Linked DNA regions of Mus musculus: region 2 is linked to region 1. Evidence: chromatin loops called from intact Hi-C (ENCODE). Cell type or tissue: gastrocnemius. All regions are shown on one strand. Each heading gives the region's core, and the rest is flanking DNA. Links, peaks and the distances in the headings are about the cores only.

Region 1 (15,945 bases), core at 6,282-8,781:
CTTGGCCTATCTCAGAACAACTCTAAAGGTGTGATCTGCCTTTTGAGTATCTATGTGGTTGAACGAGGCTGTCAACTTGTACCATCGACTTCTCCCGTATTTGTTCTTATTCTATTTTCCCTGCACTGCAGATATCTACCTCAAGGAAAACCTCTAATAAACATTGGTCATTCTTTTTTTTTTTTCCAGAATTGATTTTCCAGGTGATGAAACCATAAAGTGTCTTTAAGAGGAAGGGAGTGAGGGATGAGAGAGGAAGGGAGTAAAGGAGGGAGGAAGAAAAGGAGGAAGTAGGGAGTGAGAAAAAGAAAAGTGTCTGTGGAGAAGGAGATACAGGAAGAAAGATGGAAGATGGAAGCAGAGGGCACTTACTCTAACGTATAGGAGGGGTTCTCTTTCCAGGACCATGAAAAAAGAAAAGATGCTGAGGGTAGTATTTCTAGTGAAGTTTTGGCATTTGGTATGCACATTTTCCACAAAACGGACCTTAATATGTTTACTTACAATATCATATTTAAAAGGAGCCATTGTGAAGAGTATCCATAGGTATGGTCTGCTTGGTTGGCGTTATGCATGCTGCCTACCTGGTACCTGGCTAAAAGCTACATGGAATCTGCCTAGTTTCAATTAAACATTCTTATAAGGATACTTCAGTAGATAGCCCAGCTTAGTAGAAATCATGTGAACTCACAGCGTAGGACAAAATATTTGTAAAACTGTTCCATTAAGTGAGTAGCAAAATTATACATTTCCAAAGTATCAAAGACGTAAATGTGTTCTACCATACATTTCTGATTACAATTCCTAAAAGTACTGGCAGGCTTTATTGAGAAGAGCAAATAACCTGGCCCAGATTTCATTACTCAGCCATTTTGTACTAATCAAATCAACTAGTTACTCTTGTTGTCCCCACGATGCTATGAGCCTTTCCTGATGTGTCTTTCCCTTATTTTCAGAGCAGCAATCATTGCTGTGTAAGTTCTCCTAGCAGAGTTTACAAGCCATCTTAGACAATGGGATTCGACCTGTTAGTTCATTAACTGTCACATAAACCTCACCCTCACTTTATTTTCTCTTGTACTAGTTTTTCTGTCTTGTCTAGAGGCCCACAGTATCTGTCTTTCCAGTCTAGGTATTTTGGGGCCTTCATGCAGTCTTTCTGGGACATTGATGTCCATTGGTGTGACTAGCCTGGGAGTCAGAGTTTGTCACAGTTTTTCCTTAGCTAGACAGGACTTCTATTGCAGTATTTCTAAGTACTAACTTGTATATCCCCTGGCTCTCAGAGTCTATAGATTCTAATATATAGAAATGTCATAGTCAAGATCACATAGGTGGCACCAGTTTGCTGTGTCTGGGTCAGGATTTTTGTTTATTTTACATCTTTCCTTTCTTGGAATAATTTTTCAGCTCTTTGGATAATAATGCCTTTTTTTCTTGACTAGTTACCTAACTAAACGTGATCCTGAGGAGACCTTTATGTGGACGCAATGTATAGTCACCTGACAAAGTTACAAATCTGTAGGAAACAAAAACAAAAAATCAGGCACATTGAACAAATATGGTTATTGTTAAGCTGACCTGAGATAGCCTGGCTCAGACCCACAGGCATTTTCATCTTGTGATGCTGAAATTCACAACTGGTCAAAACTAGTCACAGCCACAGCAGTTATGATCTAGGGAAAACTGGATTCTTGGAAGAAAAATGCTTTCCTGATAGTCCCTGTAAGGAAGAAAACTTTCAAGCCACTTTTTCTCCCAAACAATCCAGTGAGTCCACATCACTGCCTTAGTGAAAAGGAAATCTGGAAGAATAGAGGAGTGAGTGGTTATCTGTGTGGGCTGTGTAAGTACTGACAGTATCAACCACTAATGCCAAATGTGATTCCCATACCTTCTGTGCAGCGCATGTTCTTCTAAGACCATTATCAGTTCTAATCCGTTCAGTTTCATAGCTAATTGATAGGGTAGGTACTATTTCTAGCCTCTGTTTTAACAGAGGAGAAAACAAAAGCTCGAGGAAAGCTTGCCTGGATCACTCTCAAGTAAGGGGAAGTCTGTCAAACTTACACCAGATCCTAGAATCAAGGCTCTTATCCATCAAACTACAATATGCTCAGAATCTATCCTGGGGGATGCTGTTCTCTCTCTCTCTCTCTCTCTCTCTCTCTCTCTCTCTCCCCCCCCCCATAATCTAACTCTGCCTATACACAAGCTGGGACACCTGTGTTCTCCACGCTGTAGCTGTATTCCTGGTTGTACCTGAAGATAATCTTCGAAGTGTTGTGATAAAAATGCCTGACCAAAGATAACTTAATAAGGTGAGTAAATAAATAAATTGGTGTTAAAGAGAAAATGGGGGGGCAATGTTTAAATTTTAAGAAAAGATTGTTAAGAAGATCATAATTAGACACTTTAATTGTTTGCTATATCTAGGACAGTGCAGAGAATTTTCTCGAATTCTCTCGAACATTTCCTATAATGGTGAGAATATTACATGGGCAATATGATTGTCTTTTACCATGATTTCATTTTTTTGAAACAAATGAAAAATTTTAAATAAAAATATGCATGTATCTGGAATGGTAATGTATATTTAAAAATCACAACAATCCTTTATTCCCTTTACTTTTAAAAAAAAGAAAAGAAAACTTAAAAGAAGAAAGGTTTATTCACTTAGGTTCATGATTTTGGTGACATTTCAAGCCATCAATAATCAGGGTGCATGAATAAAATAAAAATTCAGCCTGTGGTGGCAGTAGCAATGGGCAGGAGTTTGTTCAAACCACAACTACAAAACAGGAAGAATTGGCCGTGGGCCAGATCCTCACTGTAACCAGAACCATCAAAGACCTGCCCCTGGTGACACACTTCACCAGCTAAGCCACACCTCCTGAAGGTTACACAACTACTTCAAACAGTTCCAAAATGGGGGCACCAAGTGCTTAACGACTTGAGCTTGTAGGAAACAAATCATTCCCAAACCTAAATACCACTAGAAGGGCTGCGTAGGGTTCTTGTACTTATAAGAGCCACAAGACTTTGGCGCTACTGAAATAGCCTTCACCTTTAAGCTTCTTTCTCTACATCAAAGCTTTTATTCCAATGTGAACAAAAACCATGGGCTGTTAGACCTAACCCACTGGGCCACTGGGAGTGGAGTTCTGCTCTTAGATACCTTCAAGTGAACAGGAGTGGTGTGAAGGGGAAAAGGGCTAAAATGGAGACTGATTTGCATCTGTGACCATCAATTACCTACCATCCCGTGGTGGTGTTAGGAATGTCTGCTTTGTGTTAGGCACTGTTGGAATCCCTAGAGACACAGAGCTGAAACTACCAAACAAGCAGACAAGCTTTCTGTTCTCAGTGACCTTAGTGCCTTGACCTCAAAGCCCAACTGTGATGTCACCACACAGGGATTCTACACCTCACCAGAGGAGGCATTTAGATGTAGAAGCAGGAAAAAGGGACAGAGAAGACCTTATCTAGGGTTAAGAATGCTTGTCATGTGGAACCTTTGGCCACAATCAAAATGATGGGTGGCTACTCTCTGCTTAAGGTTGATCAGAATGCGGGGGGGGGGGGGGGGGTGATGCACAGAGTTTCAGGTGGAGAGGAGAGAATGCACAGAGTTCCTGAAATAGAAGAGTAGACCAACCACCCCTCTAAAAAGAGGTAGAATTAAAGAGTCTGGAGAGGAATCAGGTCATGTGAGGAGTTGGGATTTATCTTGAGGCAAAGGAAAACTTTGCTTTAGGTCCAATCCATTCACTAACTCCTTGCAACACACATTTCTACAAAGCCTGCCAGGAGCCAGGTTCCACAAATATAATAAAGATGCGTGTTAGCCAGGTTGCTTTTTTTAACAAATGTCTGAGATAGTTTATAATGAGCATAGGTGATCTCAAGAAGCAGCTTAGTAATGGAATACTTAGCAGCATAGAAGGCCCAGGGTGAATGAACTCCTGACCCCTGAAGGAGTGTAGGTTTAGCTTGGCTCATGATTTGAGAGGTTCCGTCTGTGATTAACTGGTCCTGCTGTTTTGGGTCTATGATAAGGCAGCTATAACAACCGAAGGCAGACAATAACAAACAGGACCAATAGGCCTGGTTCCGGCTATCCACTTCAAGGACACAGAACCAATTACCTCACTTCTTCTCACTAGACCCCAGCCCTTAAAGATCCTTCCACTTCCCAAGGGCACAAAATGGAAACAGAGCCTTTATCATATAGGCCTCTGGAGGATAGTTTAAGATCTGAAGATCCACAGTGAAGCAAGAAGGAAGACAAAATCTCTTTTGTGTTCCTCTCAAATTGTTGAGTGGGAGACAGACAGAAAAAAAGAATTAAATTTTTTGTGTATATGTGGTAAAACTATCTCCTATCAAGTGCTAGTGGAACACAATATGAAGTTTGATACACAATCACTAGAGATGAAGAAGTATGGAGTGAAAAAGAAATAAAAACAAAAGCAAGTTAATCCTAGAAATGGGGAACACACAGGACTCACAAAACACATCATGTCAGGAATTGTAACAGGTCATCAAAGCACAGGGCTATGGACACCTGTCAGGAATGTGGTGTACAAAAGTAATGACCTTTCAAAGCTTTATCGTACTGCGTTAGTTAGCTTGGGTTGCTATACTAAAATATAATAGGCTAGGTTGCTTAACCAATAAAAATTTTTCTCAACTTCCTGAAATCTATAATTACACAATCTAGGTCTGCCAAAATTAGTTTCTGGGTGGGCTCTTTTCTTTCTTTCTTTTTTTTTTTTTTTTTTTTTTTTTTGTAGATCTATACCTTCTTAAACTGGTATCTCCGGGTAGCAGTGAAAGTGAACTTACTGGTATCTCTACTTACAGACCTATCAGGCAGGAACTCACCCTGATAACCTCATTTGACCCTAATGGCTTCATAAACACCTCATCTCCAAACCTGATCACATTGGACCTGAGGTTCTTAGTAGGACCCAGTCCAAGTAGTCTCCACAATGAATCCCCTGAGCAGCTGATCACTTTACCTTGGTTAAGAAACTGTGGCTTGCGACAGAGTCGGGGACAGCTGCCCTCCTCCCCACTCCAGTTTTGAGGGACCCACATGAAGAACAAGCAGTACATCTGCTCATATGTGTAGGGTTGGGCTAGGTCTAGCCCATGCTTGCTCTTTGTTTGTGGTTCAGTCTCTGGGAGCCACCAAGGGTCCAGGTTAGTTGACTCTGTTAGTCTTGTGGAGTCCCTATCTCCCTAGGCTCCCTCGATCTTTCCCTGGTTCGTCCACGAGACTCCCATGCTCTATTTAATGTTAAGCTATGGGTCTCTGCATCTGTTTCCATTGGCTGATAGGTGGAGCCTCTCAGAGGACAGTTATGCTAGGTTTCTCTCTGCAAGCATAACACAGTATCACTAATAGTGTCCGGTATTAGTTCTTCCTTATGGGATGGGTCTCAACTTAGGGTAGTCATTGGTTAGCCATCACCTCCATCTCTGCTCCATCTTTGTTGCCTGCCTGTGGATCCTGTTCCCCTAACTGGGCTGTCTTGTCTGTCCTCGGTGGGAGAGGATGTGCCTAGTCTTAAAGGGACTTGATGTGCCAGGATGGGTTGGTACCCAGGAGTAACCTCCCTATTCCCAGAGAAGAGAAGGGAGAATGGGAGAAATGTGTAAGGGGGATAGTAGGGGAGATGTGGGCTGCAATATGGATGTAAAGTGAATAAATAAATAAAATAATGAAAAACGATTTTTAAAAAAGAAAAATAAAAGCAAAGCATGGCTTGCCTCTGCTCTTGCTTTCGCTGTGTTTTGTTATGTTTGCATGAACCATGCTGCTCACTTTCATACTCTCTACATCCCCAGCTAAAGCTCTCTTGATATTCTCTACACTTTCCCTCCTCCAGAAATGCCAACTAGATGGTCACTTCAAAGGCAAATTATCACAAGCTTAGTGGCTTTAGAGCCAAAATGTTATAGTGCAATGCTCTGTGTTAGAAGTCCAATGTAGATGAGTTTGATGGAGCTAAAATGAAGCTTTTTACTTCCAGGATGCTCCTATGAAAGTCTGTGCCCTGGGCACTATGCTTTCCAGCTTCATGGCCTCTTCCTCAATCTACAAGTCCAGGAACAGCAGATCCAGTAATGCTGGTACTTCCATCCCTGCTTCTCTGACTTCGGCCAGCTCGTCCACATGTAAGGCCACACTGACAGTCCATGACTCACTCTGTCTTGAATAGTAACCTCTGTAGGCTTAGATTTTTCTAAACCTACCTTATTTAGTGTTATTAAACACCTCAACTTCCTTTCTAGCCTAGCAACCAGAGGTAGGGGAGAAAGGAGGTTAATAGGAAAAGTGTGGGGGGGGACCCATTTCGTAGTAGTTCTTTGATGCGATTCCATTCTTTGTTGTTGGTGTATTAGTAGTCCAGTTCAATAGCAAACACCAAACACAAATCAATTGCAGTAACAAGATCCAGCAGAAACTGGAAGACTCCCTCAAGTTGGCACGAGTCAGCAGAAGCGTCCAGAATGCCATGAGAAGTGTTTTGGTGCATTTCTCTCTACAAAGTAAAGACCAGGGAAGAGTCACATGACTTTGCAATGCAAGAGCCATCTTTGTGGGACTCCATTTATATAAATATCACCTGCCCTTTCAAGTGTCTGTTTTTAGGAAAACATCTCATGCTCTCTTCCAGAAGGACAGCTTCCAGAAAAATATCATGTGATACAACTGAGTTGTTAAAGAAACCTGAAATCTCCACTTCAAACCTCAGATCCTTGAGGCTCTAAGGCTTAATATGCACATTGGTTCTGAAGTTTGGGCTGTGGACATCTCTGGGAGATCATCATTCTTCCTGTTAGACTAGAATTCCCAGGGTGGTTTGTTTCATGTTTTGTTTAGGGGTTTTGTTTGTTCATCTGTTTCATCCTGTCAAAGCTAGAGGCCATACTTACTATATAGCAACTATGAGATAATTCTGACTCCATTACTAGGTAGAGTCAACAAAAAGGGAGTTCCCTTTGGTGGATAGAATCAAAAAGTAAATGAACATTTACTTTTAAATTAAAGGTAGTATATTTAATTTAATAAATCTAAATTAAATTTAAAAATAAACTTAAAGTAAAAATTCACTATATCCAAATCCAGATCTGGCTGGTCATTCAGGCTGTTTTGGTTTTCTTCTCAAATATCTCTTCACTTGATTTGGGAAACACCTGGTAGGTAAAATTACCATATCATTACCTGAGCCAGGCAGTGGTGGCACATGCCTTTAATCCCAGCACTTGGGAGGCAGAAGCAAGCAGATTTCTGAGTTCAAGGCCAGCCTGGTCTACAGAGTGAGTTCCAGGACAGCCAGCAGAGAAACCCTGTCTCGAGAAAAAAACAAAAAACAAACAAACAAACAAACAAACAAACAAACCTAAAAACATATAATAACCTAACAACGTTGTACCCGATCAACAGATAAAAGAATTAAGCCTCAAAGAGGTGAAATAACAAGGAAGTTGAGTGAGGAGTCCTAATGTAGGTCAGCAGTTAGTAGGAGTCAGTTCTTGCCTAACATGGTACAAGTTCCAGATAACAAACCCAAGTTGTCAAGCTTGATAGCAATGTTGCTGAGCTGAAGTATGGGCTCTTAAGTTTGGAAAAATCTGGCATAGATTGGTGACAAAGAAACTGGCTTACTGATGGATAATTGCAAATGATAACTAAAATGTCACTGAAGATACTGACCGTGAAATACTCTGAAAGGGGCAGCTGTCACCAGATGAGTGTGTCCAAAAGCATGCACGTATGCAAACATCCAAACACATGCCGGAAGATGATCTCTTCCTCCTTCTGTCACAGGTTTCTCTTACTCATTTTTTCCCAGTGGCATTCAGACAAAGGCACTGTTGATGTAGGAGAATATGGCTAACATTTCATTCCTTCCATTTCTCACTGTGAGACCTCTGGAAACATTTAACATCCCAGGGCATGGTTTCCTCCTGTCTGAAGCTGAGGTCCTCATTCCCACCCTGCATTTGTTGTAGACATCAACTGAGGTCCTGCATGTACCATTGATTACCAGTGTCTGTCACAGTAAGTGCTGATGGCCCTTCGTTTCTTACAAGGCTCACAGGACAATAATTAGAGAAACGTTTAGCAGTGGCAAACGTGGATTAGATGTTACTTGCTAGGCAGCACACTCAGCACTTTACAAGCAACATTGCATGCAATTTTACCCAAGTTACAACAATCTAATGAGTCAAGTTCCCCTGTCACAATCACTTACCAGGTGAAGAAACTGAAACTCAGAGAGATTAAATAAGGAATAATGTAGAGACACGTAGGAAGAGCCAGAAAGTCTGAATTCTTAGGAACAGTCTGGCTTAGGGCCACAGTGAAGAAAAAAATAACTAAAAACACAAACAACAACAAAACAACGACAACAACAACAAAAACCACTAAAATTTACAATACCTCCCCTGGTTCTCTGCTCACAATAAATACTCTGATTTCTAGCCACCAAGCAGGTTATTTTCTCCAGACTTTTCTATCACCTGGATTCCAAAGCCCCATAGAGAAACAAATGTGTTTACCTCACTCTTCTTCATAGTTGCCGAGCCATGCCCACCAAAAGGCTGGCTTGTCCAGGAAGCAAATCAATCCTAAAGGCGGGCACTCCTAAACTGCCTCTCAGGACTTCCCAAGCAAAGCAGTCCTCTTAACATCTTTGGAGAAACTTTGGACACTTTCAGAGCCAGTGCTGTAGAAGTTAAAGAGGAAGGCGCTTGGGAGAACACCCATGGAGTCCTGCCCAAACTCAACTCAAGTAAAAACGAACAAGTTAAAAACATAAAAAACAACAACAAAAACTAAAACCAAAAACCACACCTACACGATGCCACAACAAACACTCTACCAGCCAGGAGAGATGAAATGATGTCAATTTCTTTTGGTTTCTTTTGGGTAGTTCCTGAATCTCAGAAGCTTAAGGCCAAGGTTATCAGCATGACTCTTGTCTTATATCTCTTCTGGCTACCCCCTTTCATTAAAAGAAGAGTGGAAGTTGGTTTTCTCTTGTCTTTGTATGAGAGTTCCAGTTCTATTGACGAGGGCTCTGTCTCCAAAATCAAATCACCTCCCAAAGAGCTCACTTCCAAATCACCGCACTGGGAGTTAGGATTTCAACATACACAGTTTGTGGAAATATAAACATTCAGGTCACGGCACTATTAAACCTGAGGCTAAAGGTGTATAGCTGACTTGAGATCAGAATGGCAGAGCAGGTGAGGCTCAATGATTTTAAACAATGCTCTTTGATGTGGGTTCATAATAGAATAATATAGACAGGGTTTGTAGTTTGTAATAAACAAATAAATAAAAATCCCAACTCAGAACAGCTGAATGAGGAGGTTTGTAGATGATCCACACTTCAGCAGTTGTAGTCTCTTCAGATGATTCTAGAACCTTCTTCATTTAAGATCCACTAATGTGTCCTGCTGAATATTCTTCATAGGTGAAGAAACTAATGTCGGAAAGAGGATGTTATCCTCATCTAGACGTCATGATTGCCACTACTTTAAAAAAAAAAACACCATCCCCCTAGCCTCAGAGATCAGTAAATGATGGTCAAAAATAAGACAAGAGTAAACATGGAAACCAGGAGAGCCAGGAGAAAATGCATCTCACCAACTCGATTGCAGTGAGGTTGGTTGAATTACATTTTCTTTATCTGTCCGTTTTTTAAAATTACCATTTGAACTTGCCCTCATAATTTGCTTCCAAATAAGAACTATGCCTTATTCATCATGGAATCCCTGCTCCTGATATGATGACTGGTTTGGACTATGGGTTGAACCCTATAGAAGATGCATATGAAAGGAATAATGCCACTGTGGATGGCTGTCACCAGGAGATAAAAAGAAACAAGAACAGAATCTTATATTAAATCTTCAAAGGAAGCCTAACTTTGCCAATACCTTGATTTCAGATACCTAATTTTCAGAAAGTATATCTCTGTTTTCTTTGTCACCTAGGTTTTGGAGTGTGTGTGTGTGTGTGTGTGTGTGTGTGTGTGTGTGTGTGTATGTGTTAGAAATCAGCCCTAGAAAATATCTATTCGTAGAATCTTGATAACATTTTTTTAATTTGATCTCAAACAAATCATACTGGCAAATTGCTGAAATTTACAGGTAGCCTCTTCATTTGCTGAGTGATAACGATGAATCTGTTGAACAAATTCTGTAAATTCCTTAAGTTTGTTTTTCTACTTACAAAACAAGGGGGAAAGAGGCATCTATGAGAAAGATTTCCATGAGCTAATACATCTAGTAGGCTTACCATAGTACTTGTCCCATAGTAACCCTCAGCTAGTGGTTACAGATGTGCTCTCTCCAGAATTATACAGTCTCTACCTGGTGATCCTTCTCTGTGTTTGGTGGGATAGAGAATAGGTAACATCTAGAACAGTTCTTTCCGGTAAACAGAAACTGTGATTTCACCTTTTAAAGGGACATGCTTTTAGCCTACTCTAAAGTAGAGTTTCTATATAATCCATGCTTTGTGTACCTCATCTGTATCCCCATGTAACCCACAGTGCCACCTGCATGTATTTAGTACACACTTCAATAGGTGATACCTCTTGGCTTCAGTGTATTTTGGGGCTAAGGAATATGCTCACTGCTCCTGGGACAAACTGCACAGGTTAGAGGCTAACTAGGGAGAGCCAGCAGGGGCACAGAAGCAACCCTCTTAGACCCTGCAGGTAGAGACCTGCCGTAAGCTTTAGCAATCTATAGAACAAATCTGCAGAGGCAAATATTCAACATCTCCCTACTTGCCCCAAACAGAGACCTTCTAGGTCATGAGTCATCAAATGATGACCAAAATGCAGCCAGACACATGATTTTATAAAGTTTTGCTGAAGCAGTCACACTCACTAATTTGCATGTTTCTCATTACTATATTTATGCTATAAAGTCGGAGATGGGTAACTAATTACAAAAGCCACGGGGCCTACAGGTCCAAAATATTTACTAGATGGCCCTTTGTCAAAGACCCCCCCACACCCCATATCTCATATCACTATTGATTTCCCTTCTCTGACTCACTTCCCTATTTCATTACTCCACTCCTTACCCCAGCCCACCACTGACTAGGTAAGATACCAGCAACCATTCTGTCCTCTTAACTCTTAGAGGAACCTCAACTAAGATCTTGCTAGTATCTTCCTGAATTCAATAGCCAACACAATGCCCAGCAGAAACGGGCTTTCAAATATTTCTTTTACAAGTTCACACACAGAAACTTGAAAGTGGATGCTTAGTCACCAAAATACAAGACCTTGTTAAACACAGAGACATCTCTAAAAAGAATGCCAAGAACTGGTAAATGAATGGATAGAGCTTCGAAGCATTATTGGAGCCCTTCTCTGCCCAGTTACACCCCTGGCTTAGGAAATCCCAGTATCACAACATTATGAATTCAGTTTCCCTGCAGGCATGCTCTGTGATGGGACATAGACTCTAAGACTAGGTATGCAGTCCCAACACCTGAATCTGATGCTTAAGACAGATGCTTCAGTAAACTCCTAATCAAAGCCAAAGTGATGATCAGAGACAGGAGGAATTCGGTAGGCCTGGAACTTGTCCTGCATCTACTTCCCTGTGTCTGGAACTGGCATCTCCCTTTAGTCCCTCAGCAGTTCTGCAAAATAGGGAAAAACAGCTTGAATTTATTGCCTCAGGATACATGGGAAGATGGGTCCTGCAGACCAGGTATAATCTTTCTCTAAGTGTACACTTTCCATTTGGTTAAATATAAAAATGTCAGTGTGCACTGCATTCGGACTAGCTGTGTGTCTAAGAGACAATGTCTCATTAAAGTCATGCTACAGTTTTTACACGAGAAGGCAGCTCATTTCTAAGGCTATAACAAAGCCATGACACAGTCCCACAAGGCAGCTTGTGGTCCTTATGCTGAGTCATTGATTTAGGAGAAACGTTGGTGTTTGGTGCATCCTTGTCCCAGAAATATCCATCACTTTGTCTTCATAAAACCTCTGTAAGACAAGCCATTCTTCCTTTGCATGGGTGATTAATGCAGGGAACCTGACAAGCCTTTCTAATGTATGCAATTAGCAATAAACATGGTCAAGAGTCAAATTCAGAGATCTGAAGAGCACTCTTCCAGAGGCAGAGGAGGTTCGATTCCCAACACTCACATGACAGCTGGCAGCCCTCTGTAACTTTAGTCCCAGGGAATCTGACACCCTCTTCTGGCTTTTAAGAGAAAAATACTATCCCACATAAAGTCAAATTAAATAAATTTCAAAAAAAATTAAGATTAAAACTCAGAAAATTCACTGAACATGGTGACTGGCACAAGCTTTAATCTCAGCACTTGAGAGGCAGAGGCAGGCAGATCTCTGAGTTTGCGGTCACCCAGGTCTACAGAGTGAGTTCCAGGTCATCCAGGGCTACAAAGAGAAACCTTTTCTCAAAATCAATCAAACAAAAACAACAGCAGCAGCAAACAGCAAACTCTGTCAGTTTGCTGACAAAGGCAGGCCTTCCTAACTCAGACTGACCGCTTTCTAACCTAAATTTCAAACCAGGTCTCCAGACTCCAGACTGTGTTTAATCTTCTCTCAGAGAGGATGCTAGCCAGGAAGAGCAGCCTAGTACCTTCCATGATCCCAGTGAGGATGAAAATTTGCAACTCAGAGTATGGAGAAAGATGAGGAAGGGATCAGAGGATCCAGGAATAGCCTTCCAAAAACACTGGGCAAATGGCAAAGGGCAAAGGGCCTGCATCCTGTGTGATAGCCATATGAAGGAATGCCCCAGTATGGTCCCATCCTGGCACAGAAGCATGCATGATTAGAACTATGGCTTCTAGAAGATTAGAACCATGCCTTCTGCATTTCACTATTTTGCTTACCAAGCTCAGTAACTGTCTACAGAGTCAATGAATAAAGAGCTTTGCTACTCCAGGTCTTTTTTTTTTTTTAAGGGTATTAGGAAAGTGAAAGGAGGGTGAGAAAACAAAACCCATGGGAGCTTGAGTGTGTCCAAAGTGCATTCAGGAGATTAATGAAATAGAAAAAAAGTGTGAAAGAGCTAAGACATAAATCTTGACTGGCAGAGAAAATACAAAGAGCAGAGCGGTCTGCAATATTTGAAGGGGGAACATAAGAACGGGAAGAATCATTTCTTGCCAGTTTTTAACATGGTTGGTGCAGAGACACGAGATCTGGATAGGCAATCTGGGACGGGGACTTTGGAGTTCCTAGACTCCAGACTCGGCTTTCAGTGATCTGGAATTAACTCCCTGCCTCTTCCACACTAACTCCACAAGTGCAAAGAGCCCTGATCATCCTAGGCAGGCTATCTGGCCAGTGAAGCTCACTATCTTGTAAGGAAGAGAGAGTCAAAAATAGCCAGGCAGCACAGTGGTGCATTTCACAATGGGAGGTGCAGCAGGACTTCGGTGGTTGACATGGCTTAGGAAACAGGAAGTCTCCCCTGGACAGGGGATGGTCAACTGAAATAGGAGAATGAGGAAATACCTGCCATTTCAGACAAGGAGAGCAGGCTCCAGGAAGAGGGAAAACTATGAGAGAGCGGAAGGCAGTCAGAACATGAGCGGGTATCCAGAAAACTAGGAGGGGATTGGTATATAAGAGCATCTGACAATTCAGAGACACTCAGTCCAGAGCCAGCAAGAACTGTCACATATTGGTAGGCCATCTTCAGAGCAGCGGGGAGCTTCCAGCACTTCAGCAGGATCAGACTTGTCTAATACTATGTCTCAGAGAGTAGATTTAGTAGTAAAAAAAAAAAAAAAAAAAAAAGGAAGCCATCATAGCCTCTGAAAAGAATGCATAAAGCTGTCCTAGGGGACTGGCACATGAGCTGAGTGTGTCCCAGCTCTGCCACAGCCTCACCACGCTGCTGCTCAATGACTCATGGTTTATTCTTAGTGTGTCTGTGTAGAAATGACAAGACGTTCCTGCCAAGCAAAATGCTAACTGGACAATGTGTTGTCAGAGAAGCACTTGGGACCACATTCAGGAAATTTCTTAGACAATCACAAGCAACTCTGTCTTATTTTTCTTTTTCCAAAGTTCTCCAGAGAGGATGACTTTGGGCCTTTCTGATCAATCTGAATGAATGGCATAGTCAAGGACTCATGGTATCTGCAAATGAAGTTTTTCTTTTAATACCAAACCAAGCATTATAAAGGTTCTACCAGCCAACCAAATTTTCTGTTTTCCATCTCTCCTTGAACATAAACTACTCCATGTCTCTTATTGACCATAGCCTTCCCCTTCATTCTCTAGCACCACCAAGTACAGCCAATGCATTTCCTTGGCTACATGGTACTAGCATTCATCCATGAGGCACCCTGACCCAACTAAGCCTGACTATAGATGGAACTCTCTTGCATGACCCTCTCATGTCCCAGCCAACCTAGGACTTCATGGCCTAGAAAAGTTGTGCAATTTGGTGTTGGCCTTCAGTGGGCCAGGGATGGGCACCAGATGAACACTGCGTGCCTGCTCTCTGGACAGACACTCACCCAAGTTCTCTACCCAATGTTCTATAGCCTGTGGCTTGATCTGTTGACATCATTTGCCAAGTAAGTGCATGGCCACAAGTCTAACTGGTAAGTCAAGCCACCATGATCAAAGCTTACATAACCCTGGCGAGGATCCCTGCTCTGTGTCCTATTTCCTCATCTGTTGTGTGGTGTTAATAATGGTATCTGCTTTGTGAGTTGTTTGTAGGGGTCAAATGAAACAGTTTGAGAAGCAGTTAATGAATATTTACTACCGCTACTGTGGTAATGATGGTGATAGGGATAGGGGCTACAAAGTTGGAAGGATTCTTTTACTACTTTGCAATAAAACTTAATGAGTGGTAAAGTGAGCCCAGACTTTGCCATGTTTCTCTAATGTATCTACTTGTGACCTCTACTTTCTAAAGCTGGGGTAGTAAAGGCAAATCTCTACAAGACTGTGGTTTGTGGCAAGTCTTTTCTACCCTGTGGGGAGCCTGGGATAGTAGAGCAGAAAGAGTGAATCTGGTCTCCCCTCTTGATGTTAAGGTAAGGACACCCTGGGGAAGCAGTTCCCAGCATGAGGTCGTAGAGCTAAGGCTGGAAGAGTTAGGTCTACACTGCAGGAGTCTTGATAATTGGTTCTGTCTGTACTGTGTAATGAGGCTACAATAAAGGGACACACACACACACATGCAAAAAAAAAAAATCAGCCTTTTCTGAGGATTGGAGCTTTCAATTCATGATGCCACATCACTTTTAGAGAACTAGAGGGAGTGGTGACATTATCCTTACTTTACAAGTGTGAATATATCATTTCCTGATGCAAAGAATGAGTATTCCAGGCTAGAGAATGGAGGTTTCATTTATTTCATGTATTTTAAGATGTAGGGACACTGAAACCTGATCAAGCTTTGTTGTGTCGTAACCTATTGCAGGCACTGCATGGCAAGGTAATGTCAGAGTCTTATATTATAACAAAGCTATCCCTATAATAACACGAGTCCATGTCACTCAGAACATAACACTTGAGCCAGTCACTTCCAAGTGCCCTCTCTTCTTAAATAGCATTAAAAGATATTAGTGAGGTTTTAGTTCTCAATGTATGAAATTTTCAGAACAAGGGATACCCATGCAGGAATCTTCCAGTGGTGGGTGTGTGTGGGAAGGTTGTGGGGAGGGTGTCTATATCTGTTTGTCTGTGTGTGTGTGTGTGTGTGTGTGTGTGTGTGTGTGTGTGTGTGTGTGTGTGTGAGAGAGAGAGAGAGAGAGAGAGAGAGAGAGAGAGAGAGAGAAGGTGAGAGAGAATCTTTCGTTTATAGAGTGAGTCCTGTATTTCAACCATAGAGGTCTAAGATTAAAATCCAGCTCCCTTCCCCTGCCAAGAACTCCAGGGTTTTGTT
Region 2 (15,945 bases), core at 8,790-11,289, 48 kb after region 1:
GAAGGTGAATATGATCAAGATAAATTGTATAAAGTTCTCTAACAATTAATAAAAATATTTTAAAAAAAAAAGAAGTGAAATTTATTTAATTCACAGCCATGGAAATTTGAGGTGAGGGTAAGCCTTGGCTCACCCCTTAAACTGCCCATTCTGCTGGGGAGGCCTTTCAGCTGCTTCACTTGGGAGGAATCTCAGCTGTTTGTATGTGTGTGGTGGGTGCTCAGCTATGGCACTGAGAAGGTCCATCAATCCCATCACTGAAAAAGACCCTTAGCTACATCAGTGGGGTGACTCCTCAGCTCCATTCATGTCATGGCAAGTGTGGGGGGTGGGCATTTATCTCTTGTTGATCTACCTTTAGTTACAGTAGTTTGCTTCAAGTAAAAACAATAAGATGAAGAGAAGTTATTTTTACCCTACAGCTGTGTTCCCTAGCCTCTCTTGCAGCTGACGGTAGCAGTGTAGTAAGGGATGGTTGTGTTCTGAATAGCTAAATGTGGGTAGATTTGCCCATCTACATAACTGGTCTTAGTTTCCTTGCCTGGTCTGCAGGCTTGATATCAGTGGCAAGAGAACTCTTAAAGCTCTGTCCTGCTGATCTAGGTCTATCCATTACCCAATTATCATCAATATTGGGTCTCAAACTTGGCACAAATGGCCCAAGTGCTTATTTAATATATCAAAGCAGAACTGGGTGCCAATTTCTCCACTATTCCTCAGCCCTTACCTGTTACAGCATATGACTGGCATACTCAAACCCCTGTCCTAAACTTCTCCAGACTGGGGTGGGGGGGTACCCTTCCCCCAGATGCCCTTTGTTATATTGTCCATCCATTTTGGTTACCTGGTCCTTTTGTCTACCCTGTACTCACTTGGCCAGTGTCTTGCCCCAGGTTGCCACTCTCAGTCAGTGGCTCCCCTTCCCACAGCTCTTTCCTCTGCTCACATGGCCTGGCTCAGGGTCATGTTCACTCTGGACTGTCCCATATGCCTCTGCCTTTGGTTATGCTCTCCCTTTTACCTACAATAAACTTTCTCCTCCACTATACCTAGGAGCAGTCATGCCCTTCTCTTTTTCACTCAATTGGCATTTTAAAAAAATTCCCATGCTCTTTCTGCACCTATTTAGGCACAGAACTTTACTGGGTTCTAAATCCTCTGTGCTCTACACTTAGGCACGGCAGGAGCCATGAAGTCACCTCCGTCTGGGAAACTACTTCTGAACTGATGCAACTCATTGAGCATTCCCACAGACATGCCTTGACCCATCCCAGAAGATCCTACCAACTGGCTGGGTGAGCTTCTATCCCCTTTAACCCTAAAGGGAGCCACTCTGTACTTTAGGCCATAGTTTAGTAGGTTTGTACCTTCATTAATAAACAATGTAATGGGGTTGAAAAGTACCCCTTCACTTCCTTTTCCAACCATGGACCCCCCAGGAGCTATTAAATGCCTTAAATAAGAGGGAAACTATTCAAATCTCAACATACAGAACAGGTAACCCTGCCTGAAGAAAGGGGAATGGCTTTCCTCCATTTCTAATGAATCCACAATGGAATAAAATGAGACCCGTAGGTTTCTGAATGACTGAACTATGTCACTCTTTGTTTTGAACCCCTACCATGTTATTAATGCTAATAAGCCCCATCTCCCAAGCAGGTGATGGCATGGCTGGACAGTAGAATAGTAACTACAGAAATGGAGCAGACTGAAGTTCAGGAAGGGCTGGCCTCAGAGGAAGTCAAGCTAAGTAGCTACCCAGAGCAGGTGCCCAACCCCGCAGATCAGAGGAGCAAAAGCGCAGGCGGACCTCTGGGGACTAAGAACAGAAGGGACGAGAAAGGTGGGAGCCAGGATAGGGAAGAAGAGGTGTGCTTCTTGTACTTTTTATTTAATCTCTAAACACGTTCTTCCTCTTGTTAAACGGAGGCTAAGGGGAAGTCATTAAAGATCTAAGGCCTCGCAGTGACGGGAAGATGAAGCAAGCTGGCAGAGAGCCAAGCCAGAGGCAAGGGGACCAGTTCTGAGGCCTGTTCTCTGCCTTCCTCCAGGATGAGCCATCTTCTAATTATAACCTGACCCTGAAACCACAGCGATGACACAGCATGAGGGGTCCCTGTGTCGGCTGGGAGTTCTAAGGGCCTGACAGACAAGGGAGCTGGTACCTTCTCATTCTACACTCAGGGGTTTTGCTCCAGAGCTCTATTTCTATCAGCCTCTCCTTCCAATACCTATATTTCTAATGAACTTAGTTACTACATCACCATTGCTTGGAATCTCTATCCTGGAATTCACCAAAGGTCTCAATCCTAGATGGTTTTGTAATGTGACCTCTTTGGAGAGTGTCAGAATCCAGAGTGAGTCTTAACTCACTTGGCCTGGGGTGGAAGAAGGACCATGGGGTATGAGTCACAGTAGAGTGGAGGATTCATTAGTCTGGAGCTTGAAAAAGACTTGGGTCTAAGACAATAATTTCTGGCTTCTCCCTTGCTAACTTAAAACTCTGTGAGTTAAGACAGGGCTAAAACAACGACTTCCTGGTATTCTCTTATTAATGACCTTAGTTGCTTAGACATAAAACAAAAGGAAAAGGGGAACAAAGCAGAGGCAGTGCTGGACATGGGCAAACACTGACCTAGATTATCATGGAAAATGAAGAAAATGTTATATTTTGTCTCCCTACCCCTACTGCAAATCAGAGTTGATGGCACACAAAGTATCCCAGTGATGGTGGGCCAAGGACAGGTTCATGCTGGGTCTCTCTTGTACTACTCTCAGCTCTACAACCACAGGCAAGTGGTTGAATCCCTCTGAGTCACAGCTTCCTTATCTATCAGCTATATGTTAAATAATAATCATTCCCTTTCTTTTACCTTTTTCCATTTTTCAAGGTGTGTGTGTGTGTGTGTGTGTGTGTGTGTGTGTGTGTGCACTTGTATGTATGCACTTTTCATGTGTGTAGACACATATATGTGAGTATTCATGTTTGTGGGGGCCTAAGTTTGACCCTGAAACTCATCCGCAATTACCTTTGCACCTTATACTATTTATGTTAGAAAGGGCAATCTGCAAATTCATCTGGAATAACAAAAAACCTAGGATAGCAAAAAGTCTTCTCAAGGATAAAAGAACCTCTAGGGGAATCACCATGCCTGACTTAAAGCTTTACTACAGAGCAATTGTGATAAAAACTGCATGGTACTGGTATAGAGACAGACAAGTAGACCAATGGAATAGAATTGAAGACCCAGAAATGAACCCACACACCTATTGTCACTTGATCTTCGACAAGGGAGCAAAAACCATCCAGTGGAAGAAAGACAGCATTTTCAACAATTGGTGCTGGCACAACAGGTTGTTATCATGTAGAAGAATGCGAATCGATCCATACTTATCTCCTTGTACTAAGGTCAAATCTAAGTGGATCAAGGATCTTCACATAAAACCAGAGACACTGAAACTTATAGAGGAGAAAGTGGGGAAAAGCCTTAAAGATATGGGCACAGGGGGGAAATTCCTGAATAGAACAGCAATGGCTTGTGCTGTTAGATCGAGAATTGACAAATGGGACCTCATAAAACTGCAAAGCTTCTGTAAGGCAAAAGACACCGTCAATAAGACAAAAAAGGCCACCAACAGATTGGGAAAGGATCTTTACCTATCCTAAATCAGATAGGGGACTAATATCCAATATATATAAAGAACTCAAGAAGGTGGACTCCAAAAAATCAAATAACCCCATTAAAAAATGGGGCTGAGAGCTAAACAAAGAATTTTCACCTGAGGAATACCGAATGGCTGAGAAGCACCTGAAAAAATGTTCAGCATCCTTAATCATCAGGGAAATGCAAATCAAAACAATCCTGAGATTCCATCTCACACCAGTCAGAATGGCTAAGATCAAAAATTCAGGTGACAGCAGATGCTGGCGAGGATGTGGAGAAAGAGGAACACTCCTCCATTGTTGGTGGGATTGCGAGCTTGTACAACCACTCTGGAAATCAGTCTGGTGGTTCCTCAGAAAATTGGACATAGTACTACTGGAGGATCCCGGAATATCTCTCCTGGGCATATATCCAGAAAATGTTCCAACTGGTAAGAAAGACACATGCTCCACTATGTTCATAGCAGCCTTATTTATAATAGCCAGAAGCTGGAAAGAACCCAGATGCCCCTCAACAGAGGAATGGATACAAAAAATGTGGTACATTTACACAATGGAGTACTACTCAGCTATTAAAAAGAATGAATTTATGAAATTATTAGGCAAATGGTTGGACCTGGAGGGCATCATCCTGAGTGAGGTAACCCAATCACAAAAGAACTCAAATGATATGTTCTCACTGATAAGTGGATATTAGCCCAGAAACTTAGAATATCCAAGATATAAGATACAATTTGTGAAACACATGAAACTCAAGAAGAACTAAGACCAAAATGTGGACACTTTGCCCCTTCTTAGAATTGGGAACAAAACACCCATGGAAGGAGTTACATAGACAAAGTTTGGAGCTGAGACAAAAGGATAGACCATCTAGAGACTGCCATATCCAGAGATCCATCCCATAATCAACTTCGAAACGCTGACACCATTGTACACACTAGCAAGATTTTGCTGAAAGAACCCTGATATAGCTGTCTCTTGTGAGACTATGCTGGGGCCTAGCAAACACAGAAGTGGATGCTCACAGTCAGCTATTGGATGGATCCCAGGGCCCCCAATGGAGGAGCTAGAGAAAGTAACCAAGGAGCTAAAGGGATCTGCAACCCTATAGGTGGAACAACATTATGAACTAACCAGTACCCCGGAGCTCTTGTCTCTAGCTGCATATGTATCACTGGAAACAGAGACCCATTCGTCATGCAAACTTTATATGCCCTAGTACAGGGGAATGCCAGGGTCAAAAATTGGGAGTGGGTGGGTAGGGGAGTGGGGGGGAGGATATGGGGGACTTTTGGGATAGCATTGGAAATGTAAATGAAGAAAATGCCTAATAAAAATATTTAAAAAAAAAAAAGAAAAAAATTAGGAGCAAGAATCATATGGAATTGGGGATTTTGAATGCTCTTGAGCGAGTCGGATCCAGCCCATTTGTGGCAGTGGATGGAGTCTGAGGGTAAGGAAGACTAACTTACCCCAGGAAATACAACCTACCAGAAAATGGGGCCTGCTGACCCTAAGAGTAGGCACATTGTGGGGTGAGTCCTAGAAGGGGGAGCCCAGTTCCTGCAAGGACCCTGCCCATCTGATTGTCCTCTGTACACCCTACCTTCACTCTTCACTCATCAGTCAGAAGACACAGAAAAAGTCAAATGGCTGGTTAGGGGAGCAACTGCCAGGGTGTCCCTGATAGCAAGCAGAGTCTTGTCCTGAGGACAGCCTCCGTTGTCTTTCACACTGAGTGTGACAGTCATAGCCTCTGTAGTTCACAGGTAGTCTTCCCTGAGACTTCCCAGGCAGTACTCCAGGCTGCCCTGTGGTGAGCAAGGCAAAGGGTCTTATCCTGTTTCCATATATGGACACCAAGGGCCATCAAGCTGGAGCGACTCGTCCAGAGCCACCAGGCAGCTAGCATCAGGATCACAGCCTGACTGGAAAACCAAGTTCATGCTCATCTCTGTTCTGGATTTATAGTCAGGGTCCGTGTGAGTTCTATTTTTCTACCCCTGGCCTCTTATCTCTACCTCAATCTCATTAGCCTAGCAAGAGAATCACAGCAAGACTTGGGGGCTCTGTCTGTCGTAGCTGGGGGGGTCTTGTGAACACAATGTGAAAGCTTTCTGTAAGATTCATCAATTGTAGCCTGAAAGATAGACTCTGTCATCAGCTTGGATTCAGATCCAGAGTCAACTCCAAACTGGCATCTTTGCCTGGGTCCTTTCATCTCTTGGTTCCCTCCTCTTTTAATGGTTAAAAGTACAGAGAATTATCCATTTACTTTAGGATTTCTCTAAACAGTCTTGCAGCTTCCCAGATGGATAGTGCTTCCCCATGAGGTCACAGGCTTAGTACTATATATTTCCAAGCATACAGGTGGCTCAAAGGCTCCACTTTCAGAATAGACACTAAAAGGCGGAGCCCTTGGTGATAGCATCAGTGAGGGCACTGGTTCCCAGAAGCTTAACTTACATTCACCCAACAAACATTCAGAAAACTTAGACTTGTCATCCTCACTCCTGTGGGTCCTAGTGGGAGTACAGGCGTCTGGTTTGTCCTTAGAAACACTTAGTTGTATTAGTTAACTGGGGCTTCTACTATAAGACTCTGGCGAGCCTTAGCTTTCTGGGAACTCCCTGAGTGAATGACACAGCGCCGGGAATCGATGCAAAAAGCAAGAGGTACTTATTGTTCCAACTTGTTGCGGTGGCCCTACACATGGAGAGAGAGAACGACCACGCACAGGCCGTCCAGAGAGCCTTTATATAGTTCTTGAGGCAACAGCCATTAGGCACGATGTGATTGGCAGAACAGTGTGACTTTTAAACTGACTGGTCTACAAAGGTCTCAGAATGTATCTACCCCTACCCACAGGTAGCCAGTTGTCCATCCCTCCTCCCTGTGGTCTGAGGAATGTAATTAGCCCCTCCCTTCCGTAGGTGAGGGGTGTCTATGTTCTTTCTGACCTTTCTCTTCCAAGAGGGGAGGGGTCCAGTGGAACTTTCTAAAGTTCCTGAGCTTATCTCAGGATAAGGATCACAGAGAGGTGGCTGATATGTATGACAGAAATGCACTTTCTTGCTCTTTTGGAGGTCCACTGTCAGAGATCAAAACAGTGACCAGCATGAGAGAATGTGAGAGCATGGCCTTCGTCTCTCCACCAGCATCTGGTGTTATCACCCAATACAGAGCATTCCTGGCATTCTTTCTGTATCACCTCTGTCTCTGACTGCATCTTCACAAGGCATACTCCTTGTCTGACTCTAAGTCTAAAGGTCTCCTTTTGGTATAGACATAGTCATATTGAGTTAGGGACAATACCAATAACTTCTTTTTAACTGGTTCATCTGTATTTTCCAAGTAAATTCGCATCCATTAGTGTAGGCGTTAGGACTTCAACCTCTAATTGAGCACCATTTTTTCTAGTGGTAGAGTGTTTGTGTGTGTGTGTGTGTTTGTGTGTGTGCATGCGTGTGCATGCATGTGTATGCATGTGCATGTGCTGGAGAGTGAAACCAGTGTATGGTAGACAAATAGTCTGCCACTGAGTTATATCTCCTTTCTTCTTTGGGCCATTTATTTTTAAATAAGGGCACACTAAATTGTCCAGGCTGGTTTTGAACTTGCAATCTTGCTGACTCAGCCTTCTCCATAGGCAGGATTTCAGGCCTTGCTACAAGACCCTCCTTCACCAGAATTTGAGAGATACAAGTCAACTCACAGATCCCAGGTCTAAGAACCTGCAATACTTGTTGGAGCTTTTAAAATATGATACATCCTGCAGCTACCAGGGCATCTCGAGTGCCAGGTCCTGTTTCAATGGTTTGTGGCACTGAGGTTTATTTGATAAACGGGACACTGCTGTTGTCAGTTCAGGAACCCTATTTTTAGGGCTTTTTTTTTTTTTCAAGACAAGAGCCTACAAAAATCCAAAAGTGATTGTCAATACAAAGAGAGACTTTGGCATGCCCTGAATAACTAAAAGATTTACTTTTAGTAATACCTTTTAGTATTATGTTAGTCATTTTAATGTTGTTCTCCATTTTATTATTTTCTATAACTTATATTTAGTTTCCCACCAGCATGCACAGGAAAATACTTACAAGTGTAATTTGGGATCCTTCATGCCTGTCCACAGAGAGTAGCCTGGTAGAAGGGTTTGTAGGCAGCTTTCTAAAGCCCAAGCTTGGCAAAACATTCCCATTATTATCTGCAGCCCTAGCCTGTTTAATCTTACAGATTCAGGGTTATTTAGTTATCCTTATGTTCCACCCCCACTCACTTCCCAACACTACCATCTGTCAGCCCAGGCCAGTCTAAGCTCAGCCTGGTGCAGCTGTCTCCCAGGAGGTGACCCTAGGCGAGTCACCTGTGAGGGCCTAGTCGGAGCGTAAGCCTCAAGGCCCACCAAGGCCATGGAGCAGCATAGCCTCCAGAATGGAGCTTGTCCCCAGATGCCTTCGGAAAGAAGGTGTACCCTTATCACACATGCCACCCAGCCTCCAGTGCAGGGGGCCTTGACAATGGAGCAGGGGAAACCAGGCACAAAGATAACAGCTGCATAGAAAGGCTGGGAGAGAGACAGCCTTCCTCGTTGCACAGCCTTACTTATTTATAGATGCGCTGGCTCCTTATGTGGCCTAGTTAAGGACGCCTTTCCATAAATACATAGAAACGGATGTTATTCTAGAACCTACTGATAATATACACAGCTGTAGAGGTTGTCACTGGATTAACAACCCCACCTTCCTCTTAGCACCCCCTCCCCCCAAAATAAAACAGAAAATTAAAAGTGCATGGGTTTGTCTTTGATGTTTGCATACAAGAGAGAAACTCTTCCTTAAGAGTGACATAGTTTTCTGTTCTGTTTGGTTGAGCTTTGTTGTTTTGAGAGCCAAAACATGATTTCTTAGGGAATAGGCAATTAGGAAGCAAGGCTACACCTTTGCAAAGCAGAGTGTGGGTCTTTTACTTTTATCCCTCCCCAGGAGCATCTATTTAACCCAAAAACAATTTTCTCCTTTTAGAGGCTGCACGTGGCAGTTCATTTCGCTGGAAAATATCATCTGCCAACTAGGGTTCCGACTCTTTCCGATCCACTCACTTCCAGAGCCGTGAATGAGCCACAGCCCCTAGCCCTTTGTTTCTCCCAGTTTGTTCTACAGACTCTTAATTCTATTATCTGGCTGTAATTTGGCTCTGTGTCTCTCCAGCATTCCTCCCTTTATTCTCTCCCCTTTCTTTTTAATCGATTGATTCATCTGTAATTGGATTTTCCCTGGCTCTTACCAGCTATTAAAAGTAGCAGTGTGTGTGAGTGTGTGTGTGTGTGTGTGTGTATGTGAGTGAGTGTGCTTTTTAACTAGGCCATGCTTTCAGATGCCTTACGATCTCTCCTGACTGGCATTTCCAAGTATAAATTCAATTCCCTGGGCCTTAGCAAGGCAGCAGGGATCAGTGGGTAGAATATAAACTTTAAAAGCAGATAGAACCACAGCGTGTTTTGTTTCGTCTTGTTTAAGGCTGACATTTATTAAGCTTGTCCTGTATGCCAGACTCTGCTCCAAGCACTTTATAAAGAATTAATAATCCTCACCACACCCTTTTAAGGTAAGCTTGGTGATTTCTCCATTTTACAAATGAGAGCATAATGCTTGGGGTGGCGTGGGGAGGGGAGAAGGAATGTGACCAAGGTCCCACCCAAAACAACAAACAGGCCGTCAAGTTTTTGGTGAAGGTTCAGTTTTTTCAAGTGCGACACTATACATTCAGATCTGTAGAGTTTGGTCAGGATTTGCTTCCCTTACCACTTCCATGTTTGCCAGATTAGTAAAAGCTGGTTTCCCTTGCAAGGTGAAGTCACAGTAGGGGATTTGCAGTGGTGTTAAGTACATGGTCTGCCCAAGTATGGGGACATTGCTGGTCAATATTGTCCCTGAACTGAGGATTAAGCCAATGACTCAATAAGGCAGCTTTGGGAACACAAGAAAGGAGCAGAGTGGTTTCTTTGTTTGTTCACTAAGCTCCTGCAGTGTTTGGAAGAGACAGAAAAGGGAAAGCAGGCAAATGCAGAAAGCACCACTGTACAGATTAGGCTGTAGGCCCTCCGTGGTACTTCAGACATAATAGTTCCACTCTCCAGCCCTTACTTTCCCCTAATGTAACAGGTCCGCAGAGCCAACCACAACTACTAGCCACCACTAACTACCAACACTCTCCTACAAAATCCCTCCCCCTCTTCAGCTCACATGGACCAGTTCCAGCAGAGCCAGCAGGAACTACAAATCGATTCCACGTACAGTTCTTTACTGTACCTTACCACAAAAGCATAAAGTAGATGCTCAGATTCCTATTGTATAGACTGAGGAACTGAGTCATATAATGCTTTCATGACTTGACCAGGAGGCAGAATCAAGTCTCAACACACCCTCTGTTCACTGAAATCCAGGCATCCCTAGATGTCTCAAAGTGCAAGTGCAGAGACTGGAAAGATGCATAGGCAGGCTGCAGGAAGTGAGCCGAGCACCAAGAAGCAGAAACTACTAGACACCAGATGGACCAAATGGATATCACAGAATGCTTACTGCTCAAGCATTGCTTACTTTGCAAAAAGAAGTAAACAATAAATAAAATAAAATTCTGAGTTCACTTATTTTTATTTTTTATTCATTTTTCTTTTACTGATAATATGTTTTTCCTACAATATATTCTGGATACAGTTTCTCCTTCCGTCTTCCTCCTGGTTCCTCCTGTCTCCATCCATAGACACACCATTTCTGACTCTTGCTAGAAAACAGACAGGTGTCTAAGGAATAGAATAAAATGAGATAAATCAAAAACAAACAAATTGAAATATGACAAAACAGCCAAACAAGAAAACAGATCAACCCCCCAAAAGCATAAGAAATGAAAATACGTGCAGAGACGGACACACATTCCCCCACTCAGAAATCCCATAAAAGTCCCAAAACTGGAGGCCATAATGTATATTCAAAGGACCAATAAGGTAAAAATAAATAAATAAATAAATAAATAAATATGCCCTGACTTACCATTATAAGACAAAGAACTTCCAAGGATGCCATCTGCTGCTGGGCTTGTGGTTTACCCTTAAGAATGATTTCTTTCACCAGGACTTGTGGGGAATCGCAGAGATCAGGAAGCCTGCATGTGTCTCACCTAGGCCCTCTGCATGTTATGGTTGTGTAGCTTGGTGTTCCTGTGGGATTTCTAACAGTGGAAAGACAGACTGTCTCTGCGTCTTTTGCCTGCTGTTGGAATCCTTTTCCTACTACTGTGTAGCCCTGTCCATCCTAGATGTGAGAATATGTGACTGGTCTTATTGTAGCTTGTATGCCACATTTGGTTGATGTCCTGGAAGGCCTGCTCTTTTCTGAGGGGAGGTAAAGGGCAGGAGGATCAGGAAAGGGGAGGTGAGAGGGTAGGGCTAGGGGGAGGGGAGGGAGTGGGAAATGCAGTTGGGATGCAACATATGAGAGATTAAATTTTAAAAATTAAAAACAAAAGAAGCACCAACAAAAAAGAAACAAACAAAAACAAGCAGACAAAAATAGTGGTTTGTTTATCCAGTAAGACTCCTTTGGAGAAAACTAATTTTTCATTTGCAAGTGAATATCAATTAGAGATAGATGGGGGGTGTCCACTTTTCTTTTCAGCTCTGGAACCCTTGTGCATACTGTCACAGTCTTAGTGAGTTTCTGTGTGTGTCAGTTTTGTTATGCCTATTAGGCTTGAAGTAAGGGAAACATACATCTATTGCTGGTGGAAATGTAGACTTGTACAGCCACTGTGAGAATTATTGTGGTAGTTCCTCAGAAAGATGGAATTCCTCTACCTCAAGATCCAGCTATATCACTCTTGGGCATATACCCAAAGGATGACTGATGCTGGTACAGGAACACTTCCTCAACCATGTTCCTGCTGCTCTGGCTACTCATGATAGCTAGAAATTGGAAACAACGGCCATCAGTGGGTGAATGGCAAAGAAAACATGGTGCATTCTTCATACTATGGAATATTGCTCAGCTGTTTAAAATGAAATCTTGAAATTTTGCAGGTAAATGGATGGGATTAGAAAAAAAATTATCCTAAGTGAGGTAACTCAGACCTAGAAAGACAAATATGGTATGTATTTGCTGGATGTGAATGTTAGCTGTTACGTCATTGATAAGCAAGCATTGATAAGTCCACAGAAGCATGAATGTTAGGACTCCAGATTTTAAGTGATCCTGTGAACATCTGTTCAAGGCTATGAATGAAATAAGGTATGTGAAATGCTTGTAGTAACCTCTGATCTCATATTCATTCAGGTATGATAAAATAATTATTACTGTCAAAAAAAAAGCAGGTTTAAATACTTCAATAATGTTTGGTTGTATTCTTTTGAGACAGGGTCTCACTATGTAAACCTGACTGGTCCAGAACTCACCATCTAGACAAGGCAGTCCTTGAACTCACAGAACTCTGCCTGCCTCTGTCTCTCAAGTGCTGAGTTTATACAGGTGTTTAAATATAGTTACCAGATTCCTTTGGGGTTTTTTTTGGATTAAGAAATTTTTTGAGAATTTTAATTAAAATAGTATTACATCACTTTCCCCCTCCCTTCAACCCCTCCCATGCCCTCCCACTGTTAATTGATAGCCTTTTCTTTAGTATTGCTAAGCCTGTACTTACATATTTGTGAATATGTAAACATATATGCATATAGTAATAATAATAATCAAATATATATTTTTAAATTCAAGCCTTCCAAAGAAACTCTGGAGACTCTAAGCTGAATTAGTCCCCACACTATTCGGAAAGGCACAAGGCACAGAGCAGTTCAGATCATCATTCAAGTGTTGGGCTCAGGAATTTACCTCTGTTCTGAAAGTGCAGAGCAATATGATTTTGTAGCTTCTGGAGTCACGCAAAGTCCACTGCCAACATTTGGAAAAGCAATTTTGTAATGGCCACATTCATTATCAATTAAATCCTTTTGAATCTTTTGGTCAGAAAATCCCCCAAGGAATGTGCAAAATTCTACAGACTTAGAGATTTGTTTTAATTCTCACTTTCCCTTAGGCCACGAGATCTAAAATATGTAACCCTCCTTGTGAAATGAAATGACATATGTTTATTAACTCTAGCAAGACAAAAAACACAATCCAGTCAGGCATCAAGGTGTATTCTTTTAATTCCAGTATGTGACAGGTAGAATACCGTGAGTTCTTTTAATTCTGTGTACTCTTTTAATTCCAGTATGTGATAGGTAGAATACTGTGAGTTCAAAGATAGCCTTTCCTAAATAGTAAGTTCAGGGCTAGTCAGGGGTACATAGTGAGACCCTGTCTCAAAAGAACAAAAACAAAAATACATCTCTGACTAGAACACTGTGGTGTTCTTTGAAGTCATAAATGATAAGCAACTTACATTTCCAACTGGGAAGAGACAGGTCAGGCACGTGGGGCATCTCAAGAACACCTTAGTTATTATTAACTGGAAGATGGTTGGGGCAGCAAACAGGCATGGCTGCAAGTAGGTATTTGAATTCTGGAATTTGATAATAGGATTGCCTAACCTTGTGAGGAAAAAAAAAATGAAATATCCATTGTTATTAGGGGAAATTTTAGGATAGTCTTTTAAAATAAACTGGTAAAAAGACAGGTTGGTTCTTCTTTATAAACTGGTGAATTAACTATGGGAGAAAGTTTTAAAAGTTATAAAAATATTCCCATGTAAATAAAATAATATTCAGTATTTTTGGTGAAGGGGAGATTATGGTACAAGTTAGCAACTCAGACCAATTTTGATGAAATAAAAAGATCATATCTAGAATGTTCTAGAAGAATATTTAACAAGTTGTAACTTGGTATTTCTGAGATTATGAGTGGTTCATGTTTTCTTTTAGCTTCTGTAGGGGAGGGAGAAAAAAAGAAATCAGCAGACAATCCAAGACATTATGAGGGTCTAGGATTCACGGGGTGGTTTCTGTTTATAATTTCAACTCAGTACAGTTGAAATAGCCAGTAAAGTCCCCATGGAGACCTGTGTCTGCTGTCTGAAGAGGGTTACCCATGACCAGCAAGACTGCACTTGTCCCAGCCTTCAGTGTTCTCCTTGCTTTCACAGGGACAGATCTCCTGATGCAAGCTTCGCACACAGCCTACCTCACTGATTGCCATCTCTGATAAAAAAATAAGCCAGTTGTTTCTCTGACCCACAAGATCTTCTCCCATCTGTGATGAGTGATTTGTTTGGTTCATTGGTTTTGTACTGCTGATGTGTTTGAACTCAGACCAATCCAAGTGGAGGAAAGGTGAAGCTTCCAGACACCCCCTACCTTGTGTTTGATATGTTTCTGGTGGTACTGATGCAGTATGTGGACGTGATACCTAAGGTGGTACACAGGAGCTAAGTCTTGGGATCTGCTTCTGTCAGATATAGCCAGGCTGGCAGACCGGACGATGTTAACTGGCTGGGAGTCAGGGGGGTCAGCAGGGCCAGGGCCTGAGTGCCATTGTGTCTGACTCCCCAAAATTAAGCTAACTCTCTACAGCTCTCCCCCACCCTTGTTCCTACAAGGTGCTGTAGCCAACTAATTATCAAACTGAACCACAGAGTTCTGGAACGGCACCTATGAAATCAAATTGATCATCTGCCAAATGACTCCCTTACTAAATTGCTAGTGCTCAGGTCTGACCTTCAAGGAGAAAAAAGCCAGTAGCACACGTTCATATCTCGAGCTACAAAATGCACAGTGAGTGAGGAAGTGGGAGGGGTGGGAGAGGGAGCAGGCCTTTCTCCCTTGCTGGTCTTCCAACCAGGAATAGCTTCCCCGCCTTCCCCTCCCCCAGCCCTACAGTTGTTCCCATTACCACTTCCACCCTGGCTAATTATAGGCCCTGATTACCTAACATCAAGTCCTACTGTCACCTGCTTTGGCCTGACAGATTATGCCATCTGGGCCACGTGGCCGGGGTGCAGGAAGCGTGAGAGGTCACAGAGAGGGGTAAACAGCACTAAATGGGAAGAAATGTGTTTACAGCCCCGACAGCTGACTGGGCTATTAGAGGGGCTTTGGCTGCAGTGTTCCCAGCTGAAGTCTCTCTCCAGGGGCCTTACCACCCAATGCTATTAGCTAATGGGATGTGGCTGTGGGTTTCTGCTCAGATTCCAGGGTTAGCCTTGCAGTGGGACTGCAACCTCTCCTAAAAAGGAAAAGAACAAGGACCCAGCAGAAAGCCAGGGCTTGCAGTTTCACCCCCAACAGAAGAAGCCGGGGGAGTCAATGCCCAGTTATCTGCAAATGCATGGATTAGGTCCATTGGCAGCCTCCTCTGCTCACTGCCTATTGTTTTTTAATATATACACGAAGCTCATTTAGGAAACTAAGTCGATTCTAGGTGGTGACTCCAATTTATTAACAACTTTTGTGTTCTTTACAGCAGCGCACATCTGATGTTCATGTGCCCGAGTGTGACCTGGAAATCTTATTAAAATGCATGGTTTTCATGATCTGTCCATTGGTGAAAGTGGTGTGTTGAAGTCTCCCACTATTATTGTGTGAGGCGCAATGTGTGCTTTGAGCTTTACTAAAGTTTCTTTAGTGAATGTGGCTGCTCTTGTATTTGGAGCATAGATATTCAGAATTGAGAGTTCCTCTTGGAGGATTTTACCTTTGATGAGAATGAAGTGTCCCTCCTTGTCTTTTTTGATGACTTTGGGTTGGAAGTCAATCTTATCAGATATTAGGATGGCTACTCCTGCCTGTTTCTTCATACCATTTGCTTGGAAAATTGTTTTCCAGCCTTTCATTCTGAGGTAGTGTCTATCTTTTTCTCTGAGATGAGTTTCCTGTAAGCAGCAAAATGTTGGGTCTTGTTTGTGTAGCCAGTTTGTTAGTCTATGTCTTTTTATTGGCGAGTTGAGACCATTGATGTTAAGAGATATTAAGGAAAAGTAATTGTTGCTTCCTGTTATTTTAGTTGTTAAAGGTAGCATTCTGTTCTTGTGGCTGTCTTCTTTTAGGTTTGTTGAGGGATTACCTTCTTGTTTTTTCTAGGGCGTTGTTCCCGTTCTTGTATTGGTTTTTTTCTGTTATTATCCTTTGAAGGGCTGGATTCGTGGAGAGATAATGCGTGAATTTGGTTTTGTCGTGGAATACTTTGGTTTCTCCCTCTATGATAATTGAGAGTTTGGCTGGGTATAGTAGCCTGGGCTGCAGTTTGTGTTCTCTTAATGTCTGTATAACATCTGTCCAGGCTCTTCTGGCTTTCATAGTCTCT

Evidence for each region. Hi-C counts contacts between places; a loop is a spot of excess contacts. Peaks named below come from ENCODE experiments on the same cell type or tissue, not always from the same donor. Only the 100,000 strongest peaks of a DNase experiment are listed, where the experiment ranks them.
Region 2: it touches region 1 in a loop (3-fold over the local background); 9 of 42 quality-filtered maps call a loop at or near these places.

Annotation. Positions count from the first base shown.
Region 1 is chr5:43,034,949-43,050,893 of GRCm38, forward strand. It overlaps Gm43700 (a long non-coding RNA gene), which reads right to left and starts at 3,586. Exons shown (of 4, transcript XR_001784851.1): 1 at 3,260-3,586. In gastrocnemius, for the core only: no CTCF peak of the experiment used is centred there; no DNase peak of the experiment used is centred there.
Region 2 is chr5:43,079,978-43,095,922 of GRCm38, forward strand. No RefSeq gene overlaps it. Among named protein-coding and RNA genes, the nearest start is that of Gm43700, 49 kb to the left of the region's middle. In gastrocnemius, for the core only: no CTCF peak of the experiment used is centred there; DNase peaks (open chromatin) are centred at 9,924 and 10,156; H3K27ac peaks cover 80 bases.